Linked DNA regions of Homo sapiens: region 2 is linked to region 1. Evidence: read pairs that join two places in POLR2A ChIA-PET (ENCODE). Cell type or tissue: Panc1. All regions are shown on one strand. Links, peaks and the distances in the headings refer to the core of each region. The heading gives the core; the rest is flanking DNA. Region 1 overlaps EEF1A1-AS1 (EEF1A1 antisense RNA 1). Region 2 overlaps MTO1 (mitochondrial tRNA translation optimization 1).

Region 1 (13,466 bases), core at 5,049-13,048:
TCATTAGGTATTATTTTATTTGTCTATGAAGTATGACTACAGTTATATCATAAAACAGAATTATTAATCGTAAATCTCAGTTGAGATCTTTTTATTTGTTTTTAACCTTGTATCCTGAAAGCCTAAAACAGTGTTTGATTCCTTTTTTTTTTTTTTTTTTTTTAGATGGAGTCTTGCCATGTTGCCCAGGCTGGAATGCAGCTGCAGGATCTCGGCTCGCTGCAACCTCTGCCTCCTGAGTTCAAGCGATTGTCCCACCTCAGCCTCCTGAGTAGCTGGGACTACAGGCACTCGCCACCACTTCTGGCTAGTTTTTGTATTTTTAGTAGAGACAGAGTTTCACCATGTTGGCCAGGCTGGTCTCGAACTCCTGACCTCAGGTGATCTGCCCACCTCGCCTCCCAAAGTGCTGGGATTACAGGAGTGAGCCACCGTGCCCAGCCAGTATTTGATTTTTAATGAATATTCTTAGATAACAAACAGATAAATTTAAAAAAAAATTTTTTTTTTCTTGAGACAGAGTCTCGCTCTGTCGCCCAAGCTGGAGTGCAATGGCGTGATCTTGGCTCACTGCAACCTCCACCTCCCGGGTTCAAGTGATTCTCCTGCCTCAGCCTCCCAGTAGCTGGGACTACAGGCGCCCGCCACCACACTCAGCTAATTTTTATACTTTTAATAGAGACGGGGTTTCACCATGTTGGCCAGGATGGTCTCGATCTCTTGACCTTGTGATCCGCCCGCCTTGGCCTCCCAAAGTGCTGGGATTACAGGCGTGAGCCACCACGCCCGGCCACAAACAGATAAATTTTTGTCGAGTAAACAAATAAATGTTCCAGTGAATGATCTTTTTGGAAATAAAGTTGATTCCTAAATTACAATGGAGAAATTTAAACAAAAACCATCTCATGGTTCCTATTGTAAAAAGTGACATGCTGGGCGCAGTGGCTCACGCCTCTGATCCCAGCACTTTGGGAGGCCGAGGTGGGTGGATCATGAGATCAGGAGATTGAGACCACTGCTTGAACCCAGGAGGCGCAGGTTGCAGTGAGCCAAGATCGTGCCACTGCACTCCAGCCTGGGCGATAGAGCCAGACTCTGTCTCAAAAAAAAAAAAAAAAAAAAAGGGACAACATAGGTTGGGTGTGGTACCTCACATCTGTAATGGGCCTTTGGGAGGCCCAGGTGGGAGAGTCACTTGAGCCCAGAAATTTGAGACCAGCCTGGGCAACACAGTGAGACTCGGTCTCTATTTAAATACAGAAAAAAAAAAGTGATAACATGGACATATTAGGCAAATATTATTCAAGTAATTGTTAGCAAGAACTTAATAATATATGGTATGAGGAACTGTGTGCATGAAATGGACCATAGAAAACAATAATAATTCTAAGGTCGGTTTTTATGGAAGAGACAGAACTGAACTGAGCCCTAATTGCTTAGTTTGTAGAAAGCAAAGGAGATAAGCAAAAATATTCCAGTGAAGGGGATATGTCACAGTAGGCTAGGAACAGTGAAAAATCTACTTGACTAACCTGAAAGTGGGAAGGCTCAGAATAAAATGGGAAAGGGTGTGTCAGATACTAGAGGGCCTTGAAGATCACACAGAGGTGTTTAAACTTGATCCAGTGGGAAACAGGGAGCCACAAGGGGTTTTAATGGGGTGACTAAATTAGCGAAAATAATGTATAAGGAAGTTAGCTGGAAATGCCAATAATATTAATTTCCTTCTATTGAAGACCTGATGTGTGCCAGGCACTAGGCAAACAGCCCTAAGATAAGAATTTTTGCTCCCATGTAACGGTTTAGTTAAATGAGAATCCAAGAGGCGACTTACTTGAGCCATAGAGTTAGTAAATGGCTGAGTTAAGACCTACACTTGGGTCCCTATGTCAGAGGCGTGTGAACCAGAGCAACTCCATCTTGAATAGTGGCTAGGTAAAATAAGGCTGAGACCATCTGGGCGGCATTCCCAGACAGTCTAAGTCACAGGATGAGATACGGGGTCAGCACAAGATACAGGTCATAAAGACCTTGCTGATAAAACAGGTTGCACTAAAGAAGCATCAAAACCAAGATGGCGACGAGAGTGACCACTGGTTGTTCTCACTGCTATACTCCTACCAGAACCGTGACAGTTTACTAATGCCATGGCAATGTCAGGAAGTTACCCTATATGGTCTAGAAAGGGGAGGAGCTCTCAGTTCCGGAAACTGCCCACCCCTTTCCTGGAAAACTCATGAATAAGACACCCCTTGTTTAGCATATAATCAAGAAATAACCATAAAAGTGGGCTGGGTGTGGTGGTTCATGCCTGTAATCCCAACACTTTGGTGGGTCGAGGCAAACAGATCACCTGAGGTCAGGAGTTCGAGTCTAGCATGGCTAACATGGCGAAACCCCATCTCTACTAAAAATACAAAAAAGTTAGGCGTGGTGGCGGGTGCCTGTAATCCCAGCTACTGGGTAAGCTGAGGCAGGAGAATCGCTTAAACCGGGGAAGCGGAGGTTGCAGTGAGCTGAGATCGTACCATTGTACTCCAGGCTGGGTGAAAAGAGCAGAACTCTGTCTTAAAAACAAAAACAAAATAAAAAAACACCATAAAATAGCCAACCAGCAGCCCATGCTGCTGCTGTGCCTGTGAGGAGCCATTCTTTATTTCTTTACTTTCTTAATAAACTTACTTTCACTTTATGGATTCAGCTCAAATTCTTTCTTGCTCGAGATCCAAGAACCCTCTCTAAGGGTCTGGATCAGGACCCTTTCTGGTAATACACCTATCATTTACATGTTCTGTCTGTTTTCATGCTACAACAGCAGAATTGTGCAGTTGGACAGAGACCCTATGTCCCACAAAGTCTTAAATTTGTACTATCTGTCCCTTTTCAGAAAAAGTCTGCTGACTCCTGTAGAGCTTTGCTATTCAGTGTGGCCTGTGGACCAGGAACAAGGGGCAACCTCTGGGAGTTTGTTAGAAAGGAAGCATCTTGGGCACCCCTTAGACCTGTTGAATTCAAATCTGCATTTTAGCAAGATTCCAAATGAATCTGTATGCACATTAAGTATAAGAAGCATTGTTGGCCAGGCACGGTGGCTTACGCCTGTAATCTCAGCACTTTGAGAGGCTGAGGCGTGCGGATCACCTGAGGTCAGCAGTTTGACACCGGTTGGCCGATGTAGTGAAACCCCGTCTCTACTGCCAGTATGGTGGTGGGCACCTGTAATCCCAGCTACTTGGGAGGCTGAGGCAGAAGAATTGCTTGAACCCAGGAGGCAGAGGGTGTGGTGAGCCGAAATTGTGCCACTGCACTCCAGCCTGGGTGACAGAGCGAGATTCCATCTTAAAAAAAAAAAAAAAAAAAAAAGCATTGTTAAAATACTGTGCTATTTTGGCTGAAAAGTTAGAGCAGGACAAGCCTAGAAACTAGGACACTGGGTAGCTTAAGACTAGGAGACAGAGGCGGAAGGGACAGGGTCCACAAACATTTAAAGAATGTCTGCCATTTGAGTGTGCACAGGCAGCTACACATTCCTGCCCCAGGCCTCTGGGATTCCTGCATATTTAGTGTAGAGAATAGGAAGCCATATGCAAGTTAAAATACAAATCTGTATTCCTTATTATTAAAGTGTGTTTTGCCATGGCATTTTGAACCAACGATAATCAAATGAGCCACTATTCAACTTCCCACCTCCCCAAAATTGGCCTGAAGGACTGCTTGGAGGGAAGTTTTAAGAGATAGTAGCTCAAATATTTTGCTAATGCAGTTTCGAAAATGCTAGAGTAGATGTGAGTAAGATGATGTAGCCTGCATCTTCCGTCAAAGGTGCCATTTGATGGTTTTCTAATTTCTTTCTTTTCAGAGTCTCACTCTGTTGCCCAGGCTGGAGTACAGTGGTGCAATCTCAGCTCACTGCAACCTCCACCTCCTGGGCTCAAGTGATTCTCCCACCTGTCCCAAGTAGCTGGGACCACAGGTGCACACCACCATGCCTGGCTAATTTTTTATAGACATGGGGTTTTTCCATGTTGCCCAGGCTGGTCTTGAACTCCTGAGCTCAAGGGATCCACCCACCTTGGCTTCCCAAAGTGCTGGGATTACAGATGTGAGCCCCCGTGCCCAGCTTCTAGTTTGCTTTTTAATCATTACTCAAATTCACGGAAGAATTTACTGGCTCTCCAGTTTGAAACCACCCTGGAATTTACATTCATAACCTCCTATTATATGCCACTAAACATCAAAAAAAAATTTTTTTTGATTTCCCATTGTTTTGAGGGAGCCAGGATAACACATCCTAGCTGGTGGCCCCACAGTTATTCCCGGGAGGTGGGGCTTCCTGGTGAGTTTCTGGTGTATTCTTGGTGTGTTCTCGGCTCACAGGGCGGAGTCAGGTTTTCCTCATGCTCAGCCAGCTTGGTGACAAATTGAGGTTGCGTAAGGGAGCGGGGTACAAAGTACATGTGCTGTGCTTCAGTTTGCATCCGCCTGGTCTGTTACACATATTATCTGGAAAATACTGTGGGGTAGGTGGTGTGAGGGCAAATTGGGAAGAAGACCAAGTGAAGCATTAAGGTGAAGCCGAGCAGAGGTAGGGAAGGGTATGGGACTAGCAGCCAAGGATTTAGGATTTAGACTGCCAAAGATTGTGAACTGAGGTAGGAAATGGGTTCTTGGAGTGACTATGATTACAGCAAGCCAACTGGGGCTGCCTGGTTCCAGATTCCATGCAAGCCAGGATGATGATGATCTGCTTGATGTCTTTACTCTGGAGCTACGGCAGAAGGCTTCAGCACTTTAAAATAATGTTTGTCATACCTCACAATACACCCACCACATTACCTGGAGGCCAGGTGAACTGAAAACACAGATTGGTAGGCCCAGAGTTTCTAATTTTGTAGGTTTGGGTAGGACTCAGTAATTTCCTTTTTTTTTTTTTGAGACGAAGTCTCGCTTTGTTGCCCAGGCTGGAGTGCAGTGGACTGCAACCTCTCCCTCCTGGGTTCAAACGATTCTCCTGCCTCAGCCTCCCGAGTCACTGGGATTACAGGTGCCCACCACCACACCTGGCTAATTTTTGTATTTTTAGTAGAGATGGGGTTTGGCCATGTTGGCCAGGCTGGTTTCAAACTCCTGACCTCAAGTGATCCTCCCGCCTTGGCCTCCCAAAGTGCTGGGATTACAGGCATGAGCCACCGTGCCCAGCAATAATTTGCATTTTAACAAGTTTAAAAGTAATGCATATTCTTTGAAACTACTGGTCCTTATAGTACACTTTAAGAACCATTGCTTTAATATGATGCCTGGTTAAGAAACTCTTTGCCTTGGCCAGGTGCGGTGGCTCATGCCTGTAATCCCAGCACTTTGGGAGACCGAGGCGGGCAGATCATGAGGTCAGGAGATCGAGACCATCCTGGCTAACACGGTAAAACCCCGTCTCTACTAAAAAAAAAAAATACCAAAAAATTAGCCGGGTGTGCTAGCAGGCGCCTGTGGTCCCAACTACTCGGGAGGCTGAGGCAGGAGAATGGCATGAACCTGGGAGGCGGAGCTTGTAGTGAGCCGAGATTGCGCCACTGCACTCCAGCCTGGGTGACACAGCGAGACTCTGTCTAAAAAAAAAAGAAACTCTCTGCCTCAGAAATCAGACTCAGAAACCAAGTGGCTTGCTGGGTGGTCAAGAAGTGTGCCCCAGGGCCAGTTCTACAAATTTCCAAGCTTCTTCCTTCCCCAAATCCTGCCAGCCTGCAAGCATCAATTCAGAAATAGTTATTTCCCAGTCATTTTGCCCTTGTTACATATCTTCCAGTTAGTTTATGTGCATGTTGAATGTAACAGTTGAACAAGTATGTCTTTGAATATAATAATGTCTTTTTTTTTATTTTTTTATTTGAGATGGAGTCTCGCTCTGTCGCCCAGGCTGGCTGGAGTGCAGTGGCACAATCTTGGCTCACTGCAACCTCTGCCTCCCGGGTTCAAGCGATTCTCCTGCCTCAGCCTCCCAAGTAGCTGGGATTTCATGTGTGTGCCACCATGCCCGGCTAATTTTTGTATTTTTAGTAGAGACAGGGTTTCACCATGTTGGCCAGGCCGGTCTCGAACTCCTGGCTTAAGTGATCCGCCCACCTTGGCCTCCCAAAGTACTGGGATTATAGGCATGAGCCACCATGCCCTGCCAGATATAATAATGTCTTTATAAGTCAAGAATACCACTAGAGAGCCTGTAGGATAATTTCAAAGAATTCATACTTATAAAATGGAATATTAGACTATTCTCTTAGTAGGACTGCCTTTGGAAAGCATGTGGTCAAATCCTGTGGGTTCCAGCAATCTTGCTAGTGTCTCCTTATTACATTGCCTGCCCTTTATTCTGGCTCCCAGCTGTTGTGGTTTTCCTCTCAGCTCACCTGAATATGTGTATTGGCCTACAGTGTTCTCTGGAAAAACTTGTGGGAACAGAGCAGTCTGGGAACCGAACAGCAGGATTTGGGCAAGGGATGATGAGGAAGCAGGCTTTCAACTGAGGCAGTCGTTCATCATTGTAAAAATTACTACCGCTGCACTGATCTTGCTCCAAACTCCAGAGGCACATAGCTCCAGGGACTCAGAAGGGCCAAGAACCGTAGCATGGAAGCCCAGCTGTGTTTGGCACACGTAATCTGCATCTCCCTGTTTAACTTAAACAGATACTTGGTTAAGTGCTTCCTCTTTGGGTTTGTATGCATTTTACTTAACTACTTGGCTGTAAATTCCCTGGCACATAAGCAAATGATTTTATTTTTAATTTTTATATATTTATTTATTTATTTTTGAGATGGGGTTTCGCTCTGTTGCCCAGGCTGGAGTGCAGTGGCACGATCTCGGCTCATTGCAACCTTTGTCTCCCAGGTTCCCCAAAGCAATTCTCATGCCTCAGCCTCCTGAGTAGCTGGGATCATAGGCGTTCACCACCACACCCGGCTAATTTTTGTATTTTTAGTAGAGGTGGGATTTCATCATGTTGGCCAGGCTGGTCTGGAACTCCTGACCTCAAGTGATCCACCTGCCTTGGCCTCCCAAAGTGCTGGGATTACAGGCGTGAGCCACCGTGCCCATATTTGCTTATGTATGCGTGCATCTGCACGTGTATGTGTGTGTGTGTTTTCTAGTTTAGTGTGCAGGGCCAATTATTCTGCGAGCCAGGCTGACATAGCATGTTCTCCTTCATCTTTAGATACAGGGGACCAAGAAGCTTAGTTCAATGTGGTATGTATTTCCTTGGCTGGGACAGAAGGTGTCTGTGAGCCATGGGTATTAGGGTTAGAAGGAAACAAGACGTGGTATTCAGATGTGACATACTAGGGTCAGAAGGAAACAAGATGTGGTACCATTCAGAGGGCCTAGGGAGCTGGATCCTACACCTTGGCAAACTGTTTTGTAATTAGATGCTGTAACTGTTTTGGAGTGTCACCCCTGATGTATAAGCCTTATTTTTTACATTCTTTTTTTCCTTTTCCTTTTTCTTTCTTTGTGAAATGATCAGGAAGAAGACGTATAAGCCTTTAAGCTTAGTAAACCTTTGGGTTCTGTGCATTTGGCCATCATTCCAGTTGTCAGCATTGTGCAGGACAGGTACTTGAGGTCTGTTTTTGTGAACCAGGGACCCGAGGCACAGAGCAAGTAAGTGGATAGAAACAAATGCTGTAAGAACAAATAATTGTATTTAAAAATTTATGATTTTCATTTATTTTTCAGAGGAAGCATTAATGAGTAGGTAGTAATTTCTGGGTATTAAAAAACCATCAGAGACATTTCTTTTTCCTTATAAAAGAAGTCATAACAGTGAACATTTATAGCACTTAGCTTACTAAGGGTTTCACGTCCTATAATCCCCAGCACTTTAGCAGGCTGAGAGGGGAGGACTGCTTGAGGCCAGGAGTTCAAGACCAGCCTGGGTAACATAGCAAGACCCTGTCTCTATTTAGAAAAATAATAAAAACAAAGGGTTTCACATGTATTTTAGAAATTAGACCTTCCGAAGTTGTGAGATTTGTAATAATGTTCATTTTAGAGACTAGAAAACTAAGCCTCATGAAGGCCATGTGACTTGTCCACCATTGCACCAGTGCTGAGTGGCAGATCTCTGGTCTGGAAGCCACGTTCTTCTCACTATACCATGTTGCCATTTTTCAGCAACTGGTGCACGATGCATATTCTCCAAGACAGAAGGGAAGGAGGCTTGATTAATTGTGGCTCAGCCTTTCCTCATAGTTTTGGGGCTGTAAGACCTGTGCATTGTAAGTGAACCATAAGGTCTGTTTGCCTCAGAGCAGGTTAGTTCACACCGTGCTGCTGCTGCTTTTAAGCAATGCAGGATGAACGGAGCTTGGGAGCAATTTTCTCTCACTCCCATGGTGGCATCTCTTCAGTTCACTTTCTTTGTACTGCTCCTCTTAGGTTTATGGCCGTGCAGTTGTCAGTGCTCCTGTCAGTCTTTCCAACCTTCCCTCTAAATTCCTGGCACCAGCAGTTGGCCTAGAACATGCTGATCTTCAGCACCCTGACAGAAAAGGCTGCTATCACAGTGGAAAGTGTGGCTTCCTGGGCTGCCTCTTGGCAAAGGGCTCTAGCTTGTCCAGATTTGGGTCAGCCCCAGGGTCTATCAGTTCCAGGAGAGGTGTTGAAGGGCTGTGACAAATGCCTGCCCTGGCAGATGGAGGAAGCTCTGGCTAGCTTGAGAGCGCAGTGTAATAACAGCTGCCCTGAGAAGGGACTTCCAGCCATTCTTGTGCTCTGAGATTGTGTCCGGAATTGGTGGGTTCTTGGTCTCACTGACTTCAAGAATGAAGCCGCAGACACTTGCGGTGAGTATTACAGTTCTTAAAGGCAGCGTGTCCGGAGTTTGCTCCTTCTGATGTTCAGATGTGTTCGAAGTCTCTTCCTTCTGGTAGGTTCGTGGTCTCACTGGCTCAGAAGTGAAGCTGCAGACCTTCACGGTGAGTGTTACAGCTCTTAAGGTGGCGCATCTGGAGTTGTTCGTTCCTCCTGGTGGGCTCGTGATCTTGCTGGCTTCAGGAGTGAAGCTGCAGACCTTCGCGGTGAGTGTTACAGGTCAAAAAAAGCAGTGTGGACCCAAAGAGTAAGCAGCAGCAAGATTTATTGCAAAGAGCGAAAGAACAAAGCTTCCCCCGCGTGGAAGAGGACCCAAGCGGGTTGCCACTGCAGAGTTTGGGCAGCCTGCTTTTATTCTCTTATCTGGCCCCACCCACATCCTGCTGATTGGTAGAGCTGAGTGGTCTGTTTTTACAGGGCGCTGATTGGTGCATTTACAATCCCTGAGCTAGACACAAAGGTTCTCCACCTCCCCACCAGATTAGCTAGATACAGAGTGTCAACACAAAGGTTCTCCAAGTACCCACCAGAGTAGCTAGATACAGAGTGTTGATTGGTGCATTCACAAACCCTGAGCTAGACACAGGGTGCTGATTGGTGTGTTCACAAACCTTGAGCTAGATACAGAGTGTGGATTGGTGTATTTACAATCCCTGAGCTAGACATAAAGGTACTCCAAGACCCCACCAGAGTAGCTAGATACAGAGTGTCGATTGGTGCCTTCACAAACCCTGAGCTAGACACAGGGTGCTGATTGGTGTATTTACAATCCCTTAGCTAGACATAAAGGTTCTCCATGTCCCCACCAGACTCAGGAGCCCAGCTGGCTTCACCCAGTGGATCCCGCACTGGGGGGGCAGGTGGAGCTGCCTGCCAGTCCCAGTGCGTGCGTGCGCCCGCACTCCTCAGCCCTTGGGTGGTCGATGGGACTGGGCGCCGTGGAGCAGGGGGTGGCACTTGTCGGGGAGGCTCGGGCCGTACAGGAGCCCATGGAGGGGGTGGGAGGCTCAGGCATGGCGGGTTGCAGGTTCCGAGCCCTGCCCCGCGGGAAGGCAGCTAAGGCCCGGTGAGAAATCGAGCCCAGCGCCGGTGGGCTGGCACTGCTGAGGGACCCAGTACACCCTCTGCAGCCGCTGGCCCGGGTGCTAAGCCCCTCATTGCCCGGGGTCGGCAGGGCCGGCCGGCTGCTCCGAGTGCGGGGCCTGCCAAGTCCACGCCCACCCGGAACTCCAGCTGGCCCGCAAGCGCCACGCGCAGCCCGGGTTCCCGCTCGGGCCTCTCCCTCCACACCTCCCTGCAAGCTGAGGGAGCCGGCTCTGGCCTTGGCCAGCCCAGAAAGGGGCTCCCACAGTGCAGCGCTGGGCTGAAGGACTCCTCAAGTGCCGCCAAAGTGGGAGCCCAGGCAGAGGAGGCGCCGAGAGCGAGCGAGGGCTGTGAGGACTGCCAGCACGCTGTCACCTCTCAAGCTGACATCGGCAGCTGTGAGGACCCACCTGTTAGGTGAGGCCTTCACAAGCACTAGCATCTGTAGGGATCTTTACTTCCAATTCATTGGCAGTTACCACTACTGTGCCACAGAAAGAATCAAAGAGGGATCCAAAAGAATTAGCCAAAATTCGGCTGGGCATGGTGGCTCATGCCTATAATCCCAGCACTTTGGGAGGCTGAGGTGGGTAGATCATTTAAGGTCAAGAGTTCGAGACCAGCCTGGCCAACTTGGTGAAAACCCATCTCTACTAAAAATAGAAAAAATTAGCTGTGTGTGGTGGTGTGCACCTGTAATCCCAGCTACTCGGGAGGCTGAGGCAGGAGAATTGCTTGAACCCAGGAGACAGAGGTTGCAATGAGTTGAGATTGTGCCACTGCACTCCAGGCTGGGCCACAGAGCAAGACTCCGTCTCCAAAAAAAAAAAAAAAGAATTAGTCAGAATTCTTTCTTGAGAGCCATCCTTGTCAAGAAACCTGGATGTAGGAGGCTGTAGACTTGGATTCCAGGGTTAGCTCTGATGTTGGGATATTGTTGGATGCTACAGAAAACTGACTCAGTCTGGCTTAAACAAAGGGGAAATGTATTATTTTTCATAACTAGAAGTAGGGTGAGCTCTAGGCCCGGTCTGATCAATGGCTCAGCAATGTCATTCAGGACCCAGGGTACTTTCTGTCTCCCTACTCCTCCTCAATGTTGGTGTCATCCTAACACCAATGCTGCTGATTTTTCCTTATGGTTCCGAGATGATTCCTACTAAGGCTGCCAGTAGCAATCAGAGTTATAGGCTTCTCTTGTAACTACCAGCAGGCAGAACCTCTCCTATTATGGACTATAAATCCTTTGTTTCAGTCTGATCAGCTCAACTTAGGCCTCCAGCCTACACTCCTGGATCAATAACTGTCACCATGGGAATGTTGTGCTAATGGGCTCAGAACTGCCCTGTCTAATATGGAAGCTACTAGCCATATGTGGCTATTGAGCTTTTAAAATGTAGTCCGAATTAAGTTGTAAGTGTAAAATACTCCAAAAACTTCAGCTGGGCATGGTGGCTCATGCCTGTAATCCCAGCACTTTGGGAGGCCGAGGGGGGCTTGAGCCGAGGAGTTTGAGACCAGCCTGGCCAACATGGTGAAACCATGTCTCTACTAAAAACATAAAAATTAGCCGGGTGTGGTGGTACACGTCTGTAGTCCCAGCTACTCAGGAGGCTGAGGCAGGATAATTGCTTGAACCCAGGAAACGGAGGTTGCAGTAACCCAGGAAACGGAGGTTGCAGTGAGCCAGGGGGGATCACGCCACTGCACTCCAGCCTGGGCGACAGAGCGAGACTTGGACTCAAATTAAAAAAGATAAAATTCCAAAAACTTCATAACATACACACACGTAAAATATCTATTTAATGTTTTTTTTCTTTTAAAAATTAGTTTTATTTTTATTTTTTACTTAGAAATAAGGTCTTGCTATGTTGGCTAGGCTGGTCTCCAACTCCTGAATTCAAGTGATGCTCCTGCCTCGGCCTCCCAAGTGCTGGGATTATAGAAGTGAGCCACTGTACCCAACTTATTTATTTATTTTTATATTGATTACATGCTGAAGGCTAGGTGTGCTGGCTCACGCCTGTAATCCCAGCACTTCAGGAGGCTGAGATAGGCAGATCGCTTGAGAACAGGAGTTCGAAACCAGCCTGGCCAACATGGTGAAACCCTGTCTCTACTAAAAATACAAAAATTAGCTGGGTGTAGTGGTTCATGTCTGTAATCCCAGCTACTCAGGAGGCAGGAGAATTGCTTGAACCCATGAGGCGGAGGTTACAGTGAGCTGAGATCGAACCACTACACTCCAGCCTGGGTGACAGAGCAAGAACCTGTCTCAAGGCCGGGCGTGGTGGCTCACGCCTGTAATCCCAGCACTTTGGGAGGCTGAGGCGGGCGGATCACAAGGTCAGGATATTGAGACCACCCTAGCTAACATGGTGAAACCCTGTCTCTATTAAAAACACAAAAAATTATCCGGGTGTGGTGGTGGGCACCTGTAGTCCCAGCTACTTGGGAGGCTGAGGCAGGAGAATGGTGTGAACCCGGGAAGCGGAGCTTGCAGTGAGCCAAGATCGCGCCACTGCACTCCAGCCTGGGCGACAGAGCAAGACTCCATCTCAAAAAAAAACAAAAAAAAAACAAACAAAACCAACAACAAAAACAACCATGTTGAAATAATATTTTTGATATATTGAGTTAAATAAAATTTATTATTAAAATTAATTTAACCTGTTTATTTTTTTTTTGGTCTTTTTTTTCTGTTTGTGGAGAATGGGGCCTTGCTATATTGCCCAGGCAGGTCTCAAACCCTTGAGCTCAAGCTATCCTCCCACCTCTGCCTCCCTAAGTGTTGAAATTACAGGCACGACCCATTGTGTTTGGCTATTTTTAATTTTTTTATTTTATTTCATGTTGCAGGAAGTCAGGGACCCTGAACAGAGGGACCGGCTGAAGCCATGGCAGAAGAACATGGATTGTGCAGATTTCATGGACATTTATTAGTTCCCCAAGTTAATACTTTTATAATTTCTTATGCCTGTCTTTACTGCAATCTCTAAACATAAATTGTGAAGATTTCATGGACACTTATCACTTCCCCAATCAAATACCCTTGTGATTTCCTATGCCTGTCTTTACTTTAATCTCTTAATCCTGTCATCTCGTAAGCTGAGGAGGATGTATGTCCCCTCAGGACACTGTGATGATTGCGTTAACTGCACAAATTGTAGAGCATGTGTGTTTGAACAATATGAAATCTGAGCACCTTGAAAAAGAACAGGATAATAGCAATGTTCAGGGAACAAGAGAGATAACCTTAAACTCTGACCGCTGGTGAGCCAGGCAGAACAGAGCCATATTTCTCTTCTTTCAAAAGCAAATGGGAGAAATATTGCTGAGTTCTTTTTCTCAGCAAGGAACATCCCTGAGAAAGAGAATGTGCCCCTGAGGGTAGGCCTCTAAAATGGCCCCCTTGGGTGTGGCCATCTTCTATGGTAGAAACTGTAGGAATGAAATAAGCCCCAGTCTCCCATAGCGCTCCCAGGCTTATTAGGATGAGGAAATTCCTGCCTAATAAA
Region 2 (11,288 bases), core at 3,289-11,288, 81 kb before region 1:
CATTGAGTTCTTTTGGCTTTCATAAGATTTAGAAGGCTCAAACCAAGAAAAGTTGTTATCTGCTTTCTTTTCTAGTCTTGGAGCAATGTGGAATGATCTGATCTTGTCCATGAGCTATAGCAAGGAAACTCCTTTGTTTTTAATTTTTTTGAGATGGAGTTTCACTCTCCTTGCTCAGGCTAGAGTGCAATGGTGCGATCTCGGCTCATCGCAACCTCCCAGCTTCTGGGTTCAAGTGATTCTCCTGCCTCAGCCTCCCAAGTAGTTGGGATTACAGGCGCCTGCCACCACACCTGGCTATTTTTTTTTTTTTTTTTTTTGAGATGGAGTCTCACTCTGTCAGGAGTGCAATGGCATGATCTCGGCTCACTGCAACCTCTGCCTCCCGGGTTCAAGCAATTCTCCTGCCTCAGCCTCCTGAGTAGCTAGGATTACAGGCATGCACCACCACACCCGGCTAATTTTTGTATTTTTAGTAGAGACAGGGTTTCACCATGTTGGCCAGGCTGTGCTCGAACTCTTGACCTTAAGTGATCCACCTGCCTTGGCCTCTCAAAGTGCTGGGATTACAGGGATGAGCCACCATGCCTGGCCCAAGTTTTTATTTTCATGAGGGTTTCCCAAAGCACTAGCACCAGCAATGAAACAGATTTTTAATAATAGTAACAGCAGGTTTTAAAGAATTTGCGTAATCATCTTTCATATCAGGGGATCTCATTCATAGAAATGACAGCCTTATTCACAAATAAGGATGGTGGATATCTTTGTCCATTCAGACTGCTATAACAAAACACCTTAGACTGGATAATTTATAAACAACAGTAATTTATTGCTGACAGTTTTGGAGACTGAAGTCCAAGATCAAGGCACCAGCAGATTAGGTGTCTGGTGAGGGCTTGCTGTTTGCTTCCAAGATGGTGCCTTCTTGCTGTGTTCTCACATAGCAAAAGGGCAAAAAGCTCCCCAACCCTCTTTTATTGGGGCACTAATCCCACTTATAAGCGCCAGAACCCTCATGCCCTAATCACCTCCTAAGGGCCCCACCTCTAAAAACTGTCATATTGAGCATTAGATTCCAACATAAGAATTTAAGTGGGGGATACTACCAACATTCAGACTATAGCAGTGGATATATTTGTTTACTAGCTAACTGGCTTACACTAGGCACCAGGAAATGGTTGTAGTGTAAGCAGTTTAAAATTGACTCATTTCTCCAGCTGTTTATTCATTTGTTTAAATTTAGGAGGGTTCACATTATTTCAAAAGTTGGACAAATAATTTATAACACAGGCCAGGCACAGTGGCTCATGCCTGTAATCCCATCGTTTTGGGAGGCTGAGGTGGGCAGATCACTTGAGGCCAGAAGTCAAGACCAGACATGGCAAAACCCTGTCTCTACTAAAAATACAAAAATTAGCCAGGCATGGTGGAGCACACCTGTAATCCCAGCTATTCAAGAGGCTGAGGGAGGAGAATCACTTGAACCTAGAAGGCAGAAGTTGCAGTGAGCCGAAATCACACCACTGCACTCCAGCCTGCGTGACACAGCAAGTCTCTGTATCAAAAAAAAAAAAAAAAAGAATTTATATAACACTATGCTTTCTTTTATAACAAATATCACACTAATTCGTGTAATAGGAACTTGCATTGAATGTGACTGATGTGTATTGATGAATATTGAGAGTGTGGGAAGTGATCGTTTTCAGCAGTCTCAGATGCTAACTGATGAATAAAAAGATGAACAAATGAACAATGAAAACTTATCAGCTATGTTTTTACCATAACAATCCCAGGAGTAGCCATTTTGTTTAGATGGATTTTTTTTAAAAAGGTCAGTTTAAAAAGGTAATTTGGCCAGATTCCTTTTTAATTCAGGCATATTTCCCTTCAGGAGGAATCAGTCTACATATTTGATTTGAGAATATTTGCAGTCTACCACTTAGCCTTTCTTTCTTTCTTTTTTTTTTTTTTTGAGACGGAGTCTCACTCTGTCACCTAGGCTGGAGTGCAATGGCACAATCTTGGCTCACTGCAACCTCCGCCTCCTGGGTTCAAGTGATTCTCCTGCCTCAGCCTTCTGAGTAGCTGGGCCTACAGGCGCTTGCCACCATGCCTGGCTAATTTTTGTTTGTATTTTTAGTAGAGACAGGGTTTCACCGTGTTAGCCAGGATGGTCTCAATCTCCTTACCTCAAGATCTGCCTGCCTTGGCCTCCCAAAGTGCTGGGATTACAGGCATGAGTCACTGTGCCTGGCCTTAGCCTTTTTTAGCGAACTCACTTGATCAATGCCCAGACATATAAAGCTAAAAAGATTTTAAAATCCGGTTAAAAATACACTTGCTGCATACATGCCAGACTATGTAGTAAGCGCTGACCAGTTGAACCTGACTCTGAACAGGCATTTAACAGAAGAGATACACAAATGCATGTACATGTGCACCTATGCGTAACACATACACACACACACACACACATTTTCTGTCAGGATTACAGAGAAATGTATTGATGTGTTAGGTAGCTCAGAAATTCCCTCCTGGCTTTGTTGAAGTATGCTAACTTATCCATTCTTTGCCAGAGCTCTGTACTCTGAGGCTTAGGCTTGATTCAAAGCAGTTCTTGAAGTTTGGAGTTGAGAATAGCTCAAAGCCTTGTGAACAGATTTTTTTAAAACTATCTCGAATTCTGGTGCTCAGGTGATTCTCCTACCTCTGCCTCCCAAAGTGCTGGGATTACAGACATAATCCCCCCAAAAAAGAACATAATTACCATCTTAACTATTTGTAAGTGTACATTTCAGTAGTTTAAGTATATTCATATGGTTGCAAAATAGATCTCCAGGACTTTTTCATCTTGCAAAACTCAAACACTATACCCATTAGACAGTAACTCCCCCTTTCTCTCCTTCCCCCAGCCCCTGGTAACCCCATTCTACTCTGTTTCTATGGATTTGACTAGAATCATACAGTATGTGGCCAGGCACGGTGGCTCACGCCTGTAATCCCAGCACTTTAGGAAGCCGAGGCAGGCGGATCACCTGAGGTCAGGAGTTCGAAACCAGCCTGGCCAACATGGTGAAACCTCGTCTCTACTAAAAAATACACAAATTTTCCAGGCGTGGTGGCAGACATCTTAATCCCAGCTACTTGGGAGGCAGAGGCAGGAGAATCGTTTGAACCTGGGAAGCGGAGGTTGCAGTGAGCCGAGATCAAGCCATTGCACCCAAACCTGAGGGACAAGAGTGAGACTTCTCTCAAAAAAAAAGAAAAGACTCATACAGTATGTGTTTTTGTGACTGGCTTATTTCATGTAACATAATGTCCTCACGACCAGGAATGGTGGCTCATGCCTGGAATCCCAGCACTTTGGGAGGCTAAGGTGGGAGGATCCTTTGAACCCAGGAGGTCGAGGCTGCAATAAGCTGCATTTGTGCCACTGCCCTCCAGCTGGGGTGACAGAGCAAGACCCATTCTCTATAATAATAATAATAAATGTCCTCAGGGTTCATCTACCTTGTAACATGTAACAGGATTTTATTCCTTTTTAAGGTTGAATGATACTCCATTTTATGTATATACCACATTGTGTTTATCTATTCATCTGTTGATGGACACTTGAGTTGCTTTCACCTTATTGTAAATGTAAATGTTAATGTACATGTTAGTGCTGCTATGAACATGGGTATACAAAGATATCTTCAAGACCCTGCTTTCAATTTTTTTTTTTTTTTTTTTTGAGACCGTCTCACTCTGTCACTCAGATTGGAGTGGCACAATTTCTGCTCACTGCAACCTTCGCCCCCTGGTTCCAGCTATTCTTGTGCCTCAGCCTCCCAAGTAGCTGGGATTACAGGCACCCACCAGTAATCCCAGCTACTTTTTGTATTTTTAGTAGAGATGGGGTTTCACCATGTTGGCTAGGCTGGTCTCGAACTCCTGACCACCTGCCTCGGCCTCCCAAAATGCTGGAATTACAGGCATGACCCACCACACCTGGCCCCTGCTTTCAATTTTTTTGAGTGTATACCCAGAAGTGGAATTGCAGCATCATGTGGTAGTTGTAGGTCTCTGTGGGTTTTTTTTTTTTTTTTCTTAGTTTTTTTTTTTTAGAGACAGGATCTCGCTATGTTTCCCAGGCTGGAGTGCAGTGGCTTTTCACAGGCACAGATCCCACTATTGATCAGCACAGGAGTTTTGGCTGACCTGGGCTGGCTCACGCCTTCTTAGGCAACCTGGTAATCCCCCACTCCTGGGAGGTCACCATATTGATGCTGAACTTAGTGTGGAGACCCAATCAGCGTAGAGCACTACAGTCCAGAACTCCTGGGCTCAAGCGATCCTCCCGCCTCAGCCTCCCGAGTAGCTGAGACTACATGCTCGCACCACCACACCTGGCAGTAGTTCTAATTTTAATTTTTTGAGGAACTGTTTTCTATCGTGATCGCATCATTTTACAGTCCCTTCAACAGTGCACAAGATTGCCCATTTCTCCACATACTCACCAACAGTTGTCATCTTCTGTTTTTTGATAGTAGCCATCCTAGTGGATGTGAGGTGATATCTCATTGTGGCTTTGATTTTATTTCTCTGATGATTAGTGGATGTTGAGCATCTTTTCATGTGCTTGTTAGCTATTTTTATATCATTGGAGAAGTATCTATTCAAATTCTTTGCCCATTTTTTAAATCAGTTGTTTAGGTTTTTTTTCCAGAGACAGGGTCTCCCTCTGTCACCCAGGGTGGAGTGCAGTGGTACAATCATAGCTCACTGCAGCCTCAAGCTCCATGACTCAGGTGATCCTCCCACCTCAGCCTCCCAAGTAGCTAGGACCACAGGTGCACACCACCACATCCAGCTAGATTTTTATTTCTTGTAGAGACAGGATCTTGCTGTGTTGCCAAGGTTGGTCTTGAACTCCTGGCCACAATTAACTCTCCCACCTTGGTCTCCCAAAGCACTAGGATTACAGACGTAGTCACCATGCCTCGCCAGATTTTTTTATTGTTGAATTGTAGTTCTTTATGTATACTGGATATTAACCCCATTTCAGATATATGATTTACAAATATTTTCTCCCATTCTGTGGATTGTGTTTTCACTCTGTTGTTTGTATCCTTTGATGTACATTTTAAAAAAATTTAATGTAGGCTGGGCATGGTAGCTTGTGCCTGTAATTTCAGCACTTGGGAGGCTGAGGCAAGCAGATTACCTGAGGTCAGGAGTTCAAGACGAGCCTGGCCAGTGTGGCAAAACCCCATCTCTACCAAAAATACAAAAAAAAAAAAAATTAGCCACGCATGGTGGCACATGTCTGTAGTCCCAGCTACTGAGCGGGCTGAAGCACGAGAATTGCTTGAACCCGGGAGATGGAGGTTGCAGTGAGCACAGATCATGCCACTGCACTCTGCCTGGATGACAGAGCAAGACTCCGTCTAAAAAACAACAACAACAACAACAACAAAATGGATCTAGTTCCATTTGTCTACTTTTGCTTTTGTTTCTTGTGCTTTTGGTGTCAGCCAAGAAATCACTGGCAAAGCTAATGTCATGAAGCTTTTCCTGTATGTTTTCTTCTAGAAATTTTATACCTTAAGGCCTTTCCTTAGGTCTTTAATACATATTGTGTTGATTTTTGTATATGACATAAGGTAAGGGTCCAACTTCATTCTTTTGCTGTTTGGATATCCAGCTTTCTCAACATTATTTGTTGAAGAAACCCCCATTGGGTGGTCTTGGTATGCTTGTCAAAATCATTTGATTATATAGTGAGGGTTTATTTCTGGGTTTTCTTTTTTTCTTTTTTTTTTTTGTATATTATTATACTTTTAAGTTCTAGGGTACATGTGCACAACGTGCAGGTTTGTTACATATATATACATGTGCCATGTTGGTGTGCTGCACCTGTTAACTCGACATTTACATTAGGTATATCTCCTAATGCTATCCCTCACCCCTCCCCCCACCCCACAACAGGCCCCGGCATGTGATGTTCCCCACCCTGTGTCCAAGTGTTCTCATTGTTCAATTCTGACCTATGAGTGAGAACATGCAATGTTTGGTTTTCTGTCCTTGTGATAGTTTGCTCAGAATGATGGTTTCCAGCTTCATCCATGTCCCTACAAAGGACATGAACTCATCTTTTTTTATGGCTGCATAGTATTCCATGGTGTATATGTGGCACATTTTCTTAATCCAGTCTATCATTGATGGACATTTGGGTTGGTTCCAAGGCTTTGCTATTGTGAATAGTGCCACAATAAACATACGTGTGCATGTGTCTTTTAATTATAAAGCATGATTTATAATCCTTTGCGTATATACCCAGTAATGGAATGGCTGGGTCAAATGGTATTTCTAGTTCTAGATCCTTAGGAATCACCACACTGCCTTCCACAATGGTTAAACTAGTTTACAGTTCCACCAACAGTGTAAAAGTGTTCCTATTTCTCCACATCCTCTCCAGCACCTGTTGTTTCCTGATTTTTTAATGATCACCATTCTAACTGGTGTGAGATGGTATCTCATTGTGGTTTTGATTTGCATTTCTCTGATGGCCAGTGATGATGAGCATTTTTTCGTGTGCCTGTTGGCTGCGTAAATGTCTTCTTTTGAGAAGTGTGTGTTCATATCCTTTGCCCACTTTTTGATGGGGTTGTTTGATTTTTTCTTGTAAATTTGTTTAAGTTCTTTATAGATTCTGGATATTAGCCCTTTGTCAGATGGGTAGATTGTAAAAATTTTCTCCCATTCTGTAGGTTGCCTGTTCACTCTGATGGTAGTTTCTTTTGCTGTGTATGAGCTCTTTAGTTTAATTAGATCCCATTTGTCAATTTTGGCATTTGTTGCCATTGCTTTTGGTGTTTTATTCATGAAGTCCTTGCCCATGCCTATGTCCTAAATGGTGTTGCCTAGGTTTTCTTCTAGGGTTTTTTATGGTTTTAGGTCTAATATTTAAGTCTTTAATCCATCTTGAATTAATTTTTGTATAAGGTGTAAGGAAGGGATCCAGTTTCAGCTTTCTACATATGGCTAGCCAGTTTTCTATTTCTGGGTTTTCTATTACACTGGTCTATGTATCTGTCTTTGTGCCAGTACCATGCTGTTTTGATTACTGTAGCTTTGTAATATGTTTGAAATCAGGAAGTATAAGGCCTCTAACCATGTTCTTTTTTCAAAATTGTTTTGATTATTTGGGGTTCCTTGTGATTCCATACAAATTTTAGGATGAAATTTTCTATTTCTAAAAAAAAAAAGCCATGGCAATAACCTTCTAAGTAAATTACAGCAAAATAAAGGTATATGTAAATGAAGTAAGTAATAATTAACAGAGCAACAAGTGACCTAGCTAGGTCCATTTTAGGAGAAGGTCTGGGTCAAGTTGGGGGTGGGGGCTTTGTAATATCAAGAGGGGAGACCTGAGATCAGTATAAAAGGGATTAAAGTGGTCATAGGAGCTCCAGCACTTCTGAAGGCTAAACACAGCTGAAGTTTTGCTCACTAGTTTGATCTCAACAAGTGCCAATGAATTAAGTTATTGGAAATCTCACTGGATCTATGTGCATTAATACTTAGGCATGTTCTTTTGTTGGCCTAGGTAAGTTGCCTGGGAATTTTAGTAATTGTCCCTGCTATCTGCATACATTGCTCTCCTCTCCCAAGGAAAGGTAAGGCATTGGCCATGGAGGCTTTAGCCCATCCAGAGTGGGTAGTAGAAGCAGAATTGAGAAGTGACTATCAAAAATTTCCATGTGGTAAAAGTTGACATGTAGATTATACCAAATTAGGAAAAAAAAAAAAAATCAGACAGAATATTTATGAACCAGCCGGGCACAGTAGCTCACTCATGTAATCCTGGCACTTTGGGAGGCCGAGGTACGCAGATCACCTGGGCAACATGACAAAACCCTGTCTCTACAAAAAAAAAAAAAAAAAGAAGAAGAAGAAAAAGACTTATGAACCCCTATATCATTTTTATCAGTTTGTTTTGCAGAGACTTAAAACATGCTCATAATGGCCTCTTGTTCTTCCTTAGGGAGTTCAGTAAAAGAAAGCAGGAGATCACTGTCATGGTTCCTAGCATGCAAAAGGATGACTAATTCACAGGACTGTAGGACTTAACATGGCTTAGATGTAAAGTACATTCCAGTGCTTAGGGAATTCAGTGAAACCCTTGTTATGAGATGATATTCTATATGAAAGGAAAGACAAATGGATTACAGCCATGCCACCCTTACCAGCAACTTAATTCTCCAGATAAGGAGTTGGGGAAAATCAAATAATACATCTTATTGAGGTGCTACTGTTTAGCAGATGCTGCTGCATTTGCTCACTATACTTAGAAATAATCTTTTGGGGCCGGGCGCAGTGGCTTATGCCTGTAATCCCAGCAGTTTAGCAGATCACGAGGTCAGGAGTTCGAGACCAGCCTGGCCAGCATGGTGAAACCCCGTCTCTACTAAAAATACAAAAAAATAGCCGGGCATGGTGGCGCATGCCTGTAGTCCCAGCTACTAGGGAGTCTGAGGCAGGAGAATTGCTTGAACCCAGCAGGTGGGGATTGCAGTGAGCCAAGATTGTACCACTGCACTACAGTTGATGGGCGACAGAGCGAGACTCCATCTCAAAAAAAAAAAAAAAGAAATAATCTTTTGGTATTTATTCTGAGATCTGATATTATTTCAAAGAATCTTGTTCTTGATCTGCCTTATATGACATGGATCCTTATGTTAATGAAACTTTCATATATTTGCAGAGCTCTCGATGTTCTGAAGTATGAGGAAGTTGACATGGATTCATTAGCCAAGGCTGTTCCAGAGCCCTTGAAGAAGTATACTAAATGTAGAGAGCTGGCTGAAAGACTGAAAATAGAAGGTAGAAAATAATTTTTGACTTAACATACCTTTATCATATGTGCAAATTATGAATAGACAACAGATCCATTATTACTGTTGGACCAGCACAGTGTTAGCTTCTGTGCTTTTCAAAAGTGTGGTCCTCAGCTAAGAGCATTGCAACACCTACAAGCTTGTTAGAAATACAGAATCTTGGCTGGGCACAGTGGCTCATGCTTATAATCCCAGCACTTTGGGAGGCTGAGGTGGGCTGATTTCTTGAGCCTGGGCATTCCGGACCAGCCTGGCCAATATGGCAAAACCCTGTCTCTACAAAAAAAATACAAAAAATTAGCTGGATGTGAAGATACATGCCTGTAGTGCCAACTACTATGGAGACAGAGGTGGGAGGATTGCTTGAGGCTGGGAGGTGGAGGTTGCAGTGAGCCAAGATCGCTGTACTCCAGCCTGGGTGACAGAGCAAGATGACATCTAAAAAAAAAAAAAAAATTAAAAAAAGGAAATACAGACCCTCAGGCTTCACCTCAGACCCACTGAGAATCTATATTTAAACATGCTTTTCAGGTGATTTACATGCACATTTCAAATAAGTGGTACTGCAGAGTCCTCCTATAAATAAATATATATATAATATATGTGTGTGTGTGTGTGTGTGTGTGTATTTTTTTTTTTTTTTTTGAGGAGGAGTTTCCTTCTTCTTGCCCAGGCTGGGGTGCAGTGGCATGATCTCGGTTCACTGCAACCTCTCCCTCCCGGGTTCAAGTGATTCTCCTGCCTCAGCCTCCTGAGTAGCTGGGATTACAGGCATGCACCACCACGCCTGGCTAATTTTTTGTATTTTTAGTGTTCACGGGGTTTCACCATGTTGGCCAGGCTGGTCTCGAACTCCTGCTCAGGTGATCTGCCTGCCTCGGCCTCCCAAAGTGCCAGGGATTACAGGCGTGAGCCACTGCACCTGGCCAAAAATAAATATTTTTTATAGGAGGGCACCACAGTACCACTTATTTGAAATGTGCATGTATGTGTGTGTGTGTGTGTGTGTGTGTGTGTGTGTGTTTTGGTTTTTTCTTTTTTGAGATGGAGTTTCACTTTTGTTGCCCAGGCTGGAGTGCAATGGTGCAATCTTGGCTCACTGCAACCTACACCTCCCAGGTTCATGCAATTCTCCTGCCTCAGCCTCCCAAGTAGCTGGGGTTACAGGGCCCCGCCACAAGGCCCGGCAAATTTTTGTATTTTTAGTAGAGACAGGGTTTCATCACATTGGCCAGGCTGGTCTCAAACTCCTGACCTCAGGTGATCCGCCCGCCTTGGCCTCCCAAAGTGCTGGGATTACAGGTGTGAGCCACTGCACCCAGCATATATATATATATCTTTATATATTTTTTTAACCCTGAACTTTCTTTTTATACTCTCCCCACCTAATGTTTTAATAATGAGAAAAATAATACTATCTTTGGCTTTGACAGTATACTGAAATACTCTACCATTGACAAATACTTACTTTGTATCAATACTCTTGGTCAGTTTATAGACCATCAAAGCCACAGGTGTCTCTGGTAGTTGCTCTGCATTTTTTTAAGTTTTTCATAATGAAAATTTTTATTATGAAAATACTGAAGCTGGGCGTAGTGGCTCACGCCTGTAATCCCAGCACTTTGGGAGGCTGAGGTGGGCAGATCACCTGAGGTCAGAAGTTCGAGACCAGCCTGGCCAACATGGTGAAACCCCATCTCTACTAAAAATACAAAAAAATTAGCTGAGCATGGTGGCAGGCACCTATAATCCCAGCTACTCGGGAGGCTGAGGCAGGAGAATTGCTTGCACCCAGGAGACGGAGGTTGCAGTGAGCCGAGATCGCACCATTGCACTCCAGCCTGAGCGACAAGAGCGAGACTTCATCTTAAAAAAAAAAGAAAAGAAAATACTGAGAATAATATTGGCTTCTGCATTTTGATAGAAGGTGTTTTTTCATGGGTGGAAAATGATGTAGTGAAAAAAGCAGGGAACAGGATAACATGGTGAGAAGGGAAGACAAAGTTGGATGATGGTGTGCTGTTCAAACAGGAAAAGACTATGCTCTTTGGGAACCAGCCAGAATGGTGATCATGCTGCATTCCTTCTAGCAGTGGCATTTTCTTTTTTTTTCTTTTTTTTTTTTTTTGAGACGGAGTCTCGCTTTGTCGCCCAGGCTGGATTCCAGTGGCGCAATTTTGGCTCACTGCAACCTCCACCTCCTGGGTTCAAACAATTCTCCTGCCTCAGCCTCCTGAGTAGCTGTGAGTACAGGCATGCACCACCACGCCTGGCTAATTTTTTTATTTTTAGTAGAGACGGGGTTTCACTATTTGGCCAGGCTGGTCTTGAACTCCTGACTTCAGGTGATCCACCCGCCTCGGCCTCCCAAAGTGCTGGGATTACAGGCATGAGGCACTGCTCCTG

Evidence for each region. Peaks named below come from ENCODE experiments on the same cell type or tissue, not always from the same donor. Only the 100,000 strongest peaks of a DNase experiment are listed, where the experiment ranks them.
Region 2: POLR2A ChIA-PET joins it to region 1 with 12 read pairs; 6 of 35 experiments call an interaction of 5 or more read pairs at or near these places.

The regions. Positions count from the first base shown.
Region 1 is chr6:73,562,771-73,576,236 of GRCh38, forward strand. EEF1A1-AS1 (EEF1A1 antisense RNA 1) reads left to right here. Exons shown (of 5, transcript NR_187283.1): 4 at 7,517-10,365; 5 at 12,808-13,466. Among named protein-coding and RNA genes, the nearest start is that of EEF1A1-AS1, 46 kb to the left of the region's middle. RefSeq lists enhancers at 754-1,303, 2,954-3,503, 13,245-13,466 and a silencer at 3,052-3,234. In Panc1, for the core only: no CTCF peak of the experiment used is centred there; no DNase peak of the experiment used is centred there; H3K27ac peaks cover 4,232 bases.
Region 2 is chr6:73,483,485-73,494,772 of GRCh38, forward strand. It overlaps MTO1 (mitochondrial tRNA translation optimization 1), which reads left to right. Exons shown (of 12, transcript NM_012123.4): 10 at 8,750-8,868. It also overlaps the pseudogene RN7SL827P. Among named protein-coding and RNA genes, the nearest start is that of MTO1, 27 kb to the left of the region's middle. In Panc1, for the core only: no CTCF peak of the experiment used is centred there; no DNase peak of the experiment used is centred there.